Linked DNA regions of Homo sapiens: region 2 is linked to region 1. A link is a loop called in an ENCODE intact Hi-C map of the cell type or tissue named here. Cell type or tissue: ovary. All regions are shown on one strand.

Region 1 (2,500 bases):
CAGCAAGTCAAGTCTGCAGTGAGCCATGATTGTGCCACTGCACTCTGGATGACAGAGTGAGACTCTGTCTCAAAAATTGATGATGAAGAAGAAAAAGGAGGAAGAGGAGGAGGAGGAGAAGGAGAAGGAGAAGAAGAAGAAGAAATCATTAGAAATCGCTTATGTCAATAACTTTGACAATTTAGCTGAAATAAATGAATTCCCAAAACTGATGCAAAAAAATGAAAATCTGAATAACTATTAAAGTTAAATTCCTAATTAAAAATCTGATGTAAGTCATTGTTTAGCCTTTATAGAGTCCAACATCTGTGACACATACATACATGTGTGTACATACACACATACATGATCATACATGTCATATATAATCCACTTCTGCATCTACAGAGATGGTATCAGGATTGCATATATCACCCTTCCACACCCCTATAAGGGTGCCCCTGAACACCAAGTCCCCAGAGGTTTCTCCAAAACCTCTCTCCAAAGCTGTCCATGACCACTTTAGCCCACGGGGGTGACTCCCTCGCTTATACTTTTTGCTCTCTCTCATCTTTTCAAATATGTGTGCCTTCTTTCCCAAAAGGTGTTGTCTATACTTAAGGGCAGGCATTTCTTGTTTAGAGCTCCCTCTGTAAGCTCTCATATAATCAACATTTAACAATACTTGTAGGTTGCATAGAAAAATAGAGAACATTGTCTTAATATTCAGCCACACAGAGTTAAAGGGCATGTTACTCCACACTCAGTGACGCTTCTGAGATTAGTTCTGAAAGATACAAAGGAATAATTGCCATTTTAATGTTTTGTTTTGTTTTTGTTTTTGTTTTTGTTTTTTTGGTAGAGACAGGATTTCACTATGTTGCCTGGGCTGGTTTTGAACTCCTGGGCTCAAGCAATCCTCCTATCTTCATCTCACGTAGTGCTGGGATTATAGGTGTAAGCCATTGTACCCAGCCTCATTTTAATATTTGATTAAACTCAAGAGTTTATTTATCGGGGACCTACTTCAGCAACAAGATTTACTAAGATAAGTGTGAGAGGTTCATCTCAAAATTAAAGCCCCTGATCCTGGCCTGTATTAATGGGAAGAACAAGAACATTGTGACCTCTCTGTGGGATTCTGCATTGCTGTTGCTGTATCTATGACAAAGAACCTCAAAAGGGGGACTTTCTAGGTCAGAGTTGAGGGTTAGTTCAGAGAGAAATTCAACCTTGGCCTTGGTTCTGATCTCCCCTGGCTTTTAGCCACAGGATGACCCCTTCCCTGTGTCTTTGATGGTCAGGGGGTGGAATATCCCCAGAGTCCCTATTTCACTTCCCTAAAGGGGAGGGAGTATTCTGGATTCTAGAAAATTAGAAACCAAAGAGCATTGTCTTCTGAGAAGTAGAGTTAGAGAAAGAGGAAGAGATGGTGAAGCCAGGAGGGGCCAGGAGAGTTTACACAGACTTGCTTCTGACTGTCCATGACTAAAAACTTTAGCAGTGACTCAGCATGGACCGGGAGGTGGGACTATTATAACTAGAGCAGGACACACTTATTGGAATCATGGCAAAAGGCCCTTTTCTCTGGCGTCTTAGCAAAAGGGATACAGTGAGATTTTCTAAAGTCAACAAAGTCAGATTCTTTGAATTTGTAAATCTTCCCTTGTCACTTCTCAGCATGAAGAAAATTGCTTATAGCTTTCAAGAATAGTACCATTATTCTTTCAATTAGCATTTTATGTACTACCCCCTGTCCATCTTCTCTCAATGAGACTCTCCTGAAAGCATGCTGTCTTTTTCAACCTGTTTCTGTGAAGAGGAGAGCATGAAATGTGTGGAATACTGTGCTGAGACCTTTATCACAAGAAAGAACCCAGAGGATTTAGACAGGCAAGGGAGTCAGGAAACTTGCATGTCATATCCTACAGGAGGCATAAAAATCATGAGGTAAGGCTTGCCTGGTTATATCATTTGCTGGAACAACTTTAGGAGAAGAGCAATGGGGTTCACTTACAGAACTTAGACAAGACCCATGTTAGCACAAACTGGGAAAAGATAAAGGTCAAATCAAATAGCCCTGGTATGAATTTATTATTAGGACTGCTTTTTTGAAAAACAAGATTCTGTTATATCACAGAGAGAAGCATGAAGTATCTATCCCTATGGAGTTAAACACGGAGTGAAATTCTAAAATCCTTCCGTCTAACAGCCCCTACATGCCATAAAACTGATGTGCTTCCTGCCAGTTGGGACGTTCCCAGCAACTGATAACCAAGAGCCATTTGAGAGCTCTGAGGAGTCCTTCCAGACGGCTTTGTTAGACAATGTCATTAAACTTCTTGTTTCCATGTGCACCAAAGTGTTTGTTTTAAACAGATTTCCTATGACCCCCACATGTGTTTAAATTTTCTGGACTTGATGTCTTATTTAGAAAGCCAGCTTAGCCCATGTCTGAGCAAAGTAATGTGATATGACAAGCTAACTGGGCATGAAGTTCATCCCAGGCATGCTTGGGACC
Region 2 (2,500 bases), 81 kb after region 1:
CCTACGACCCAGAAATTTCACTCCTACGTATATACCTAAGAGACATGAAAGTATATAGCCACAAAAAGACGTACTCAAGAATGTTTATGGCAGCTTTATTTCCAAAAGTCCAAAATTGGAAATAACACAATGTACATCAAGAGAAAAATGAATCAGCAAGTTATGGAGTCATACCATGCACTGCTATATAGCGATAAGAAAGAGCAAATGATTGATACACACAGCTACATGGGTGATTGTCAAAAAGAGACATGAAAGAGTATTATTATAGGCTTCCATTTTTATGCAATTCAATACCAGGCAAAACTAATTTATGGTGATAAAAGTCATAATGATCTCTGTGTTGGGGCTGTTGATTAGGAGGGAACACAAGGGAACTTTCTAGGAGTGTGAAAATGTTTTATATCTTGTGTGGTAATCACAAGGGATATATACATTCATAAAAATTCACTGAGCTGTAAAATCAAGATTTGTACATTTTACTCTATCAATTACCTCAATGTAAACAATGCTAAAAATCTTTATTGTACGTATTATTCTATATTCTTGACTTCCTGTACTTCCAAAAAAATTTTGATAGGCCCAAAATATTCATGTTGGGGTTTTGCTTGAAGTTGCACTAAATATATAAATTAACCCGAGGATTGATAACATATTGGATCATCCTATTAGAAACATATACTATGTCTCCATTTATTCATTTTTATTTGAGTCTGTCTCTCATTGTTTTTTTTTCCTTAGCTAATCTAGAATTGGTATTGCAGACATTTTAATTATATATTTTTCCATTATACTTACCAATGTTGTTTTCATATAGAGGAAAATAATATTGTTATTTCTATTATTTTCCTTCTAGGATTTTGTGTTGTCATTTTTGCTTACATTCAAAATATCACTGAGAAATGGTAATACTATTACCTTGTTCTTGGCTAGAACTGTCAAAAAAACTACCTTTAAAAAGTAACGAAAACCAATGTTCCTGTCCTCTTTATGCGCTTGATAAACATGCCTTTAGCATTTACCATTACATATGATGTTAGTGTTATGAGACAGCACTGTTTGCTACCATATTAGTTTTCCTTGTTTTGTCATGTTTGGATATACAAATTTGCATCTCTAAGTATTAAAAAATACTTATAGAGCTTATACCTGTAATACCAGCATTTTGGGAGGCCAAGGTAGGTGGATCACTTGAGGCCAGGAGTTCGAGACTAGCCTGACCAACATGGCAAAACACCGTCTCTCCTAAATACTAAATACAAAAATTGGCTGGGCGTGGTGGCACTTGCCTGTAGTCCCAGCTACAGGCTGAGGCATGAGAATTGCTTGAGCCTGGGAGGCAGAGGTTGCAGTGAGCAGAGATTGTGCCACTGCACACCAGCCTGGGCAACAGCAACACTCTGTCTCAGAAAAAAAAAAAAGTATAGAAAATGCATCTCCAGAATTTATAAAAATGTTCAAATATTTTTTTCCTTTGATCTAGTGATGCCATGATACATTGTGCTAATAGTGTTTCTACTATTATTTCATATTCTTAAATATCATTTTTCTTTTAACATAGTTCTACATTTGATTTGTAAAATATTGAAGTAGTTTTTTGCCTTTATATAGTAAACACATAGTTTTATTCTTGTCTTTCATAAACATTTTAGGTAGTTTTTTTGCCAAGTCATTGGAACCATGGAATTTTTTTCCTATAGTAAGCATTTTAGCAAGTTTTGCCTCAGTGATCATAAATGTAGAGTTTTAATTTTGTCTGTTTTGTCAGATTTGGCTATCAGTGTTATGCTAGCATTGTATAATAAATTAGGAAACTTTCTTTCCTCTTGTAGACTCTGGAATATTTCATGTGCCATGGCAAATGCCAGTTATCAGAAGGTTTGAAGAAAACTCATAAAATTGACTCAGGTATCCATCTTGGAGAAAATTATTTTGCAATGTTTTGTTTTCACCCTATATATTTAACTTTATTGGCAGTTTCTCTGTTTTGTCTTAATTTCTGTTTCTATCTTTAATTTTTTTCTCTTGCTTTCCTTAGTTTAATTTGAATATTTTCTAACCCCTTGATGAGCGTTAGCTTATTTTCATTCTTCCTTATTTAATAAAAAATGCACCAACAGAATACATTCTGGATATTTAGTTTCCAGCATATAAGATCTGAGATCCAATATCCTCATCATTTTTCAATAATCTCAAATTTGAGTTTTTTCCTACTTAACTCAAGAAAAGAGGCATATTTGTTAGAAATCCTGTTTGGCTGCTATAAATGAGAGATCCTAAACAATAGCGGCTAAAATGAGGTATATGTATGTCCATGCAGACAGTCTAGGGCTGAGGGTGCTTGGTCTTTTTCTTCTTTGCTATACTCCTAGTTTCCACAATATGCAGTTTCCCACCACGATTTCAGATCACTCTTGTAGGTCCTAGCATCATAACCACATTCTATCCCACAGAAGAAGCATAAGGAGGAAGAAAAGGATTTGCAAAGTGTAAGTTGCAA

Evidence for each region. Peaks named below come from ENCODE experiments on the same cell type or tissue, not always from the same donor. Only the 100,000 strongest peaks of a DNase experiment are listed, where the experiment ranks them.
Region 2: it touches region 1 in a loop (4-fold over the local background); 1 of 110 quality-filtered maps calls a loop at or near these places.

The regions. Positions count from the first base shown.
Region 1 is chr9:111,093,324-111,095,823 of GRCh38, forward strand. No RefSeq gene overlaps it. Among named protein-coding and RNA genes, the nearest start is that of LPAR1, 56 kb to the left of the region's middle. In ovary, no CTCF peak of the experiment used is centred here; a DNase peak (open chromatin) is centred at 1,458.
Region 2 is chr9:111,173,864-111,176,363 of GRCh38, forward strand. No RefSeq gene overlaps it. Among named protein-coding and RNA genes, the nearest start is that of MIR7702, 96 kb to the right of the region's middle. In ovary, no CTCF peak of the experiment used is centred here; no DNase peak of the experiment used is centred here.